Regions from separate parts of the Homo sapiens genome. Here all the other regions are linked to region 3. The links are chromatin contacts, found by Hi-C or POLR2A ChIA-PET in ENCODE. All regions are on one chromosome and are shown on one strand. The core of a region is the stretch at or near the end of the contact, and the rest is flanking DNA. Distances in the headings are between cores, read along the strand shown.

The links. Hi-C counts contacts between places; a loop is a spot of excess contacts on that map. ChIA-PET counts read pairs that join two places held with the same protein, here RNA polymerase II (POLR2A). Pooled maps may share reads with other maps.
Region 1: a pooled map shows a loop between it and region 3 (5-fold over the local background). The contact joins the promoter of VBP1 here to the promoter of MPP1 in region 3. A Hi-C loop is called at or near these places in 6 of 50 pooled maps. POLR2A ChIA-PET finds 5 or more read pairs at or near these places in 2 of 52 experiments (HepG2 and OCI-LY7).
Region 2: a pooled map shows a loop between it and region 3 (8-fold over the local background). The contact joins the promoter of IKBKG here to the promoter of MPP1 in region 3. A Hi-C loop is called at or near these places in 6 of 50 pooled maps. POLR2A ChIA-PET finds 5 or more read pairs at or near these places in 3 of 52 experiments (HepG2, Panc1 and activated naive CD4-positive, alpha-beta T cell).

What each region holds. Positions count from the first base shown.
Region 1 is chrX:155,214,873-155,217,893 of GRCh38, reverse strand. It overlaps VBP1 (VHL binding protein 1), which reads right to left and starts at 1,434. Exons shown (of 6, transcript NM_003372.7): 1 at 1,319-1,434. The coding sequence starts at 1,411. RefSeq lists a silencer at 1,051-1,140 and enhancers at 1,311-1,390, 1,388-1,682, 993-1,781.
Region 2 is chrX:154,546,268-154,549,040 of GRCh38, reverse strand. It overlaps IKBKG (inhibitor of nuclear factor kappa B kinase regulatory subunit gamma), which reads right to left and starts at 1,421. Exons shown (of 10, transcript NM_001099857.5): 1 at 1,296-1,421. G6PD (glucose-6-phosphate dehydrogenase) reads left to right here and starts at 2,195. Exons shown (of 13, transcript NM_001360016.2): 1 at 2,195-2,252. RefSeq lists enhancers at 1,034-1,313, 2,616-2,773 and a silencer at 1,754-2,313.
Region 3 is chrX:154,804,058-154,806,820 of GRCh38, reverse strand. It overlaps MPP1 (MAGUK p55 scaffold protein 1), which reads left to right and starts at 1,336. Exons shown (of 12, transcript NM_002436.4): 1 at 1,336-1,549. The coding sequence starts at 1,448. RefSeq lists a silencer at 1,212-1,371.

The DNA.
Region 1 (3,021 bases), core at 185-2,684, 410 kb before region 3:
GGTAAGCTGCCAGTCTGGACCTCCACGGATTGTCCAAGTTCAAACCCTGGATACCTCACTTACATCCTGTGTGGCCTGGGGCAAGTTACTCAAGTGCCCCGTACCTCAGTTTTATCATCTAAAAAACGGGCATAACAGTAGTAGCTACCACCTCGAGTTTTGTAAAATCATTAAGAAAGTGCCTGGCACTCAACAAATTTTATTCCTTGTTATGGTTAGATAATAGATCAATGTAGAGAAATAAATGACACAGCTCATAAAAACACAAAATAATAACCAATTACGAAATTCAATCAGCAAATGCGAATATACAATATCAAGTGTGGTATAAATAAATGAGTCTTTAGAAGGATATAAGACGTAGTTAGTAAAAAAAAGGCAGAGGTAAGGTAAGGTACAAACCAAAAGATTGAGAAACTTCCATGAAGATTTTATAGTAGCTAAGTGGGGACAGACAGATGACCTGGCCTGGAGGGCCAGTCAGATGTTTTCTCTCATTAGTCAAATAGTTTTCAACTACTATTTCTAAATTAAATAAATAAAATAAAATTTTTAAAAAGCCACCCAGCACAGGCAGCGCCCTCCAGAACGGCCTGTGGAGCAACCCGATCCCCTCTAGGACACTAGCGAACCTGGGACCTAGCGCCATCAGGAGGGTTCAGCCTCCTCTCTCAACAATTCATTCTCCACTAAGTTGTTAGAATGATGTAGTTAAAACGAAAGGCCTTCTGATGACAGCCCGTTGCCTACTGGAAAACCTCAATTCCTTAGCAAGACACAGAAGGACTTTACACTCCCAACCTATCATCCTATTTTCCCATCGGTCTCTTCTTCCATTTCCCGAGGCAACATTCCCGAGACCACTGCATTCCTTCAACAGACAAAGTGATATTCCCGGTTTTCACATCTTAGCACTGGCTGTTCTGCCTATTCATTGTACTGTGTCTCCAGCATCCATGCTGAGTCGAGAGCTCCTCACCACCTCCCCTTTTCCAACCAGCAGGGGGACGAAAACCGGCGGCAGCCCGGAGGTCCCTCAGGCCGCCCTGCCCTGCCACCCGCCGCCCCTCGCCCCTCGCCCCTCGTCCCGGCCCCGCACCCCGTTCTCTTCTACGGCCTTCTCGAGCTACGTTTCTTCCGGGCGGGCCCCCAGCAGAGCTCAATCTGTCCAGGTGCGAGGGGTGAGAGCAGACCGAGCGCCCCCTCCCTGAACACTTGGCTCAGCTCCTTCCAACAGTCGAGGCCTGGGTGGGAGCCGGGAAGAAAGGGGCAGTCCAAGGCCTCAAGCCAAGATGCCAGGGAACAGCGTGCCTCTTACCACAAACACGGCCTCAGGAATCCCCAGGTGGAGCCGCCGCCCATTCCCTGTGGCCATTTCTCCTTTGCCACAACTGTCCTTAACGGCCGCCATCTTGGGGATGCGAGCGCGCGACTGCCTCCCGGGCCGCCGGCCGCCGGGATTCCGTGATTGGCTTGTTCGCACTTGCAGGCCCGCCTCTCCATCTCCATGCACATTCATTGGTGCGCAGGGAGCGTCCCCCACAAGTCCCCGTTCTCCTTTGGCCGAAAGTAGCCCAACCTCTAGGTGCTGATTGGCTGCGCTCAGGTAAGTGACAAGCGTGGAAGGGCCGCGAAAGAGAAGCTGGAGCGACAGGAAAAACCCATACGTCCTCCTGGGAAAAGGGGTCTTGTGAGTGAGCGGTGCTAAAGCCCTAGGAATAGGGACCTAGCCTGACCCCACCCCGACCCTAGAACTGGCAGCAGCCTTCGCAATGGCCTCTGGAGCGACCCAATCCCCTCTCTCGGATGCTAGCGAACCTGGGACCTAGCGCCATCACGAGGGTTCAGCCTCTGTGCCTTTCTGGTCTCACCATCCCAGGGAGCTTCCTGCCCCTTGAAGGGAACTTACTTTGTGTCTGTTTCAGAGTGGTCACTGGCCTCATTCTAATAAATACCCTGCCTGTCGCACCAGCCTTTCCTGAAAGCCACCTTTGATCAGAATGTCTTCTCTCCAGCTCAAACGTTTCCAAAACTTCATAGTCTACATACAAAATCCTAAGAACTCCACCTAGGCTTCTAGGCCCATGGACTTACCCAATGTCATCCTACACTACAACCCTTTAAAAGCACATGTGTCATACAGAACCAAGTAATTATTCTTCGGGCTCTTTTCTGTGCTTTATTTCACTGGAGTGTTTCCCAGTGAGGCAGTGCTTCATCCACTTGCACAAATTCTACCATGAGCCTAAGAATTACGCAATGGAAAGTAAGTCTCTCTTCTCAGAGGCAATCACTGTTACCGGTTTATCTCCGCACATAATGTACGATCAAGCATATAGACATAGATATGTCTTTAGATATAATATGAGGAAGAAATTGGTATCGTCATATTGTGAATGAGGAAACTAAAGCTCAGTGAACCTGTACAGCTCCTCCAAAATCCTACAACTACATAGTAGTGAAGCCGGAATTCCAAACTAGTTCTCCAGTGGCTTCTATGCGATTTGGCTTGGGAGGATGAAGACATGTTAGCTAACCATGACTCTGACCTTTTCTGGTCAGCAGTTTTGTAAGATAATGTCTCTGTTCCTGGAGAGAAAAGTATATGGGAATTCTATTCTTCACCACTCTCCCCCACCTCAGTGCCTTCCAAAAAAAAATTTTGTTTTTGAAAAGTAGGTAACGTTTCTACAGAAAAACATTGAGATATCAGATACACATGCAAATTTTGTTCAACTTCACTGATCCCTATCTATATTAATCATTGTTAGAACCAATCAAGGACTTACTTCAAACTTTAGGAAATATTTCTCCAAATTATCACTAATTTTAATTTGGAATAAATCCCTCTAAGAGATATAGTATTTGACACTTCGGGCCAGGTTTTTCTTTTGGAGCCAAAAGCCTTATCAGCTTATCGCTCATGTTTTACTCCCTTACAGGTACAAACAGAAGATTCCCTTATTTATACTGCTGAATATATTTCCTTTCTAGTGTTCTCTTAATTAGAAAGTTGTATAC
Region 2 (2,773 bases), core at 172-2,671, 260 kb after region 3:
CAGCCTGGTGACAGAGCGAGATTCTGTCTCAAAAAAAAAAAAAAAAGAAAGAAAGAAAGAAAAAGAAATAAAATAATAATGGGAGAGGATTGCGAGGGATATAAACAAAATTAGTCAGAAGTTGATACCTTCAATTGTTGAAGTTGGTAGCTGTGAATGTAAGATTTACTATACTGGCCGAGCGCAGTGGCTCACACCTGTAATCCCAGCACTTTGGGAGTCTGAGGCAGGCAGATCACCTGAGGTCAGGAGTTCAAGACCAGACTGGCCAACATATAGTGAAACCCCGTCTCTACTAAAAATACAAAAATTAGCTGGGCGTAGTGGCGCACGCCTGCAGTCCCAGCTACCTGGGAAGCTGAGGCAGGAGAATCGCTTGAACCCAGGAGGAGGAGGTTAGAGTGAGCTGAGATCATGCCACTGCACTCCAGCCTGGGCGACAGAGCGAGACTCCATCTCTCAAAAACAAACAAACCAAAAAGATTTACTATACTCATTTTTCTACTTTCGTACATTTTTGAAATTTCCAATAATAAAATGCTCAAAGCACTGTCTCTGAGCTGGATTACTGCAATTACCTCTTACCACGCCACCCTTCTTTTACCCTTGCCCACTATGGTCTGTTCTCCCCACCACTGCTAGAACGATCAGTGTAAGACGTAATTCCGATCACATTCCTCCTCTACTGAGAACCCTACCATGGATCCCCGTTGCCTTCTGCGTAAAAGCCAATCTCCCTACAACGGCCTACAAGGCCCTGTACCATCGGGTTCCCCATCCCTTCCTCTCCAACTGTGCTCCCCTCCCTCACTCTGCTCCAGCTATAGTGACCTCCGTGCTATTCCTCTAATGTGCCAGGAGAGCCCATTCATTCTCAGATCACAGAAACAGTATGACGATAGGCAGATGTTGTCTTGCAAAACGAGCAAACAGGCATATGAAATCAGATACCTAGCTGCCAAACTATATGTGAGGCATTTCCGAAGAATTTAACGACCTCGATAGAGCGCAGTCAAGTTTGGTGAACAGAATATGTCTCTGAACTAGAGGAGTCCTCACACAAGGAGTAGGGTCAGACCCCGCAGTGGAGGAGGAGGGAGGAGTAGAAACAGTCCAGCTCGCCGCCCAAGTAACCTGGGTCCTGAATCGGCCCGCCTTGGCCAGTGCTCCAGAAGCGCGGAGCAGGAACGGGCTGGGGCCCAAAAAAGAGGGGGGAGCCTGAACGTCCGGGGGAAGTTTCGGAGGCGGCGGAACGCCCACGGATGGAACCCTGTCTTTGGGGAAAAGGACCACACCTGTCAGCAGAGTCCGTCAGACGTGAGAAGGGTGGGAGCGGCGGACTGTGAACGCTGGTAGGGCCCCGGCGCTCCGAGAAAGTCCCAGTTTCGCGGTCGCCCTTCCCTACCACGCTTCCGGCTTCCGGTGTCATAGCTGTGGGATCCGGAAGTAAAAACACAAGCCCCGCCCCCGAGAACTCGGGAAGCCGGCGAGAAGTGTGAGGCCGCGGTAGGGCCGCATCCCGCTCCGGAGAGAAGTCTGAGTCCGCCAGGCTCTGCAGGCCCGCGGAAGCTCGGTAATGATAAGCACGCCGGCCACTTTGCAGGGCGTCACCGCCTACACGCCCCCTCGTCTCTCGGACGGCGGCGTCTAGCCTCGGGGCGCTCGGCCGCCCCGCCCTCTCCGGGGGAGGAATCAAGAAGAGACTGCCCAATAGGGCCGGCTTGACCCGCGAACAGGCGAGGGTTCCCGGGGGAGTGGCGCGGCAGAAGGCCCCGCCCAGGAGCCGAGGGACAGCCCAGAGGAGGCGTGGCCACGCTGCCGGCGGAAGTGGAGCCCTCCGCGAGCGCGCGAGGCCGCCGGGGCAGGCGGGGAAACCGGACAGTAGGGGCGGGGCCGGGCCGGCGATGGGGATGCGGGAGCACTACGCGGAGCTGCACCCGTGCCCGCCGGAATTGGGGATGCAGAGCAGCGGCAGCGGGTATGGCAGGCAGCCGGCGGGCCGGCCTCCAGCGCAGGTGCCCGAGAGGCAGGGGCTGGCCTGGGATGCGCGCGCACCTGCCCTCGCCCCGCCCCGCCCGCACGAGGGGTGGTGGCCGAGGCCCCGCCCCGCACGCCTCGCCTGAGGCGGGTCCGCTCAGCCCAGGCGCCCGCCCCCGCCCCCGCCGATTAAATGGGCCGGCGGGGCTCAGCCCCCGGAAACGGTCGTACACTTCGGGGCTGCGAGCGCGGAGGGCGACGACGACGAAGCGCAGGTAACCGGCCGGGCGGGCGCCGCGCAGGCGGAGGAGCGTACTGTCCCGCGCTGCGCCGCGCGGCGGTAAAATACACGCTGTTTGTTGTGCTTGAGAACCGAGCAGAATCGAGAGGGTCTTAACCAATCCCTTTATACCCCGCACCTCCTCTCTTGAGCCCCTGAGACCCCGAGAGCGAAGGGGACTTGCCGACCGGGGTCACCCAGCTTGGCAAGGGGAGGGCTGGAGCTGAACTCCAGCATCTGCACCATCTCCCATGCTCCAGGTCATTGTGGAGTTCCCGCTACAGTCGGGAATGAGATGGTCCTGGGCACGCAGTTCCATGCCCCACAAGGATTTTACTCGGTTGTCCAGAATTGATGCTGTAGTCGGAATACACCAATGCTTTGAGTAATTTTGTAATGTACACCCTGAATGAAGGCTGCCTAGGAGAGAGTGGCTGGAGCCCAGAGCCAGCAGTTTCTAACCCATCAACCACTCCCCAATGCCCAGCCGTTCACAAGGAGTGATTTGGGCAATCA
Region 3 (2,763 bases), core at 87-2,586:
TGGTTTGTCTACATTGTTTAGAAATCTGTATCCCAAAGTCTAAAAGTTCCTTGCCTATGTTTCCTGTCAAGAGCTTTAAGGGTATGTTTTTGACATTTAATTCCTTAATCCATCTGGAATAGATTATTATTATTTTCCATATCACATGAATGAGGATTCCAATTTCATCTTTTCCAATATAAATAACCATTTTCCAGCGTCAGTTAATAAAATGTCCCTGTTTACTTACCTAACATGCCACTTCTATCATATACCACATTTCTATACTTGCATGGTTGCGTTTCGGGGTTCTCTATTCTATGCCATTGCTCAATTAATCTATCCATGCCTCAATATCACAGTCTTAATTTCAATCTCTCCCCCCCCACCCCACCCCCCCCTCCCCCCCCGTTCGTTTAGAGTGATCTTGAGGAAGGGAACCGTCATTCACATGAGTTCGGCCTCTTGGTAGAGAAAACTGGGCAATGCAGCTCTAAACTGTTGCCCTTGGATTTTCTCCTCTTGGCTATGAGCTCCTCCTTCCCAGGAAGCTTTGAGGAAGGTCAGAATAAGATTACATGTAGTGATGAACTGCTTCTAATACTGTGAGGCTACTAGCTTGGGGTAGGGGACCAAGAGCCGTACAAGCCCATTAAATGTTTGTTTTGTTCAGAAAGCCTTCCATCGCTGTGACTGGTGTTTGAATGTCTCCAATGCGTTAGGATGCTAAGGAATCCTCCTCTAGGGTTACTAAGGAATGTTTGCTGCCTTTGCTTTCGCTGAGCCGGAAAAATTTTGTGGCATTTACAGCAGGAGATCTGCCCTAAGTAAAAACAGTTTGGTTTTGAAGGCAATAAGATGTTTCATCATCAAACAGCACACAACAATTAAATGACAGGGTGCAGCAGCACAGCAGCCTTAAAGGCATTTTCGCAATGTCCAGATCTCAAAGGGTAATGCTGCGCCCGCATCAATTTATGGGAAGAGTCTAGAGTTCACCTACATCTTTTGAACTCCACTAAGCCGGCCGATTCTGATTTCCCTTGTTGCCTCCCTGCAATCCCCACGAATTTGGCCAGGGCACCCGGGCGGCTCAGGCCCAACGGGGCGTGGGCCGTGTGCTCAACCACCCAGAAGCTGGGGGCCCCCTCCCCTTTCTTATCTTTCTGGCATTCATCTCACGCGGCCACCTACAGCTACGACTTCCTCAGGCCCTTTAAGGGCCGCTTCTCGGAGCGCAGGGAGCCGCGGAGTCCGGGGCGTGGGAGACTTCCATGGGCGGAGCGAGGGCAGGAGTGGGCGGGCCGTAGGCGGAGCTCCGTCCGCGCCCTCCCGGCGCACCGCCTGCGGGGCGGTGACTGGCCCAGCCGCACCGCGTCTCCCGCCTTCTCCGCAGCCCCGCAGGCCCCGGGCCCTGTCATTCCCAGCGCTGCCCTGTCTTGCGTTCCAGTGTTCCAGCTTCTGCGAGATGACCCTCAAGGCGAGCGAGGGCGAGAGTGGGGGCAGCATGCACACGGCGCTCTCCGACCTCTACCTGGAGCATTTGCTGCAGAAGCGTAGTCGGCCAGAGGTGAGCGGGCCCCGCTAGTCCCAAGGGCGCTGGGCCGGGGCTCGGCCATTCATCTCGGGACTTTCCCTGTCCCGGTCCCTGTCCCCGGGGGGCCTGTCCTTGCGGGTCCTGGCCATAGGTCGGAGACCGCGATAGCCGGCGGGGTGAGGACAAGGCCAGCGCGCGGCCGGGTTCGTACCGGGCTGCTGGTGCAGTGGATCCTTGCCCCCAGCAGTCCTTCCAGTTGGAAATCAGGAGAGGCAGCGGCCTGGACAGTGCGCTTATTAAGGGCAAGGAAAACTTCCTCGTGGACGGAAGTCAGAGTAACAGAAAGTCTTTAAGGAACACATCAAGGAGTAGGTCTGCCTGGTTGTTGTTGAAGTGCTTGTGTTTGGGTCAGCAGAAATGATTGTAAAAGCCAGCTTCTGGTTCTAAAGAGCTCACTCACTGTTCCTCTTCATTTAGGCAGGTCCCCTTGTGCTATGGTGCAAAGAGGGTGGCCAGTGTATATTTGCGGGTGGAACAAGGAATCCAGATTCCAGGGATGGATGGCTGGTAAATAGCTATTAACCTCCGTCCTCAAAGATGCCCTAAGGGTAGGTTGTGCTTATCTGTTACTGGCAAATCTCTCCCAAACTCGCTGGTTTACAACACTGAGCATTTTCTTGTCTCTCATATTTCGTTTTGATTGGGCCCAGCAAGGTGGTCGTCACTCAGGGTCTGTCAGGTGGGGACACGGCTCACTTACTCATTTGGAGCCATGAGCCATGAGCCAGAAAATCAACCAGCAGCCTCTCCCTGTGGCTTGGTCTTCCTCACAGCATGCTGGCCAGGTCCCAAGGGGAAAATGTCCAGAGAGAACCAGAGAGCCAGGCAGAAGCTCAGAAGTCACAGCATGAACCTCCTTCCTAGACTGCAAGGTCTTCTAGGGCAGGGCCGTGTCATACTCACTTCTTTAAGTGCCCAATAAGTGGGTCCTCAGAAATGTTTGCTAAATTAATAAATGACTGAAGAGATGGACATTTGGGATTTACAGTAACCCTCCGATTTCACAGATGAAAAAACTGAAGGTCCCTGCAACATAAGGCAAGCAGTAGAGCTGTAGACTCTTTGGGCTAAGTGGCATTAACTCAAGGAAACAAGTAATGGGCATCAGAACTGAGGCTAGATTTTGTGTCTGCTGCACCGCATTGCCTTACCCTTTATATTCCACTCGAGTGAGGCATTCACACCTG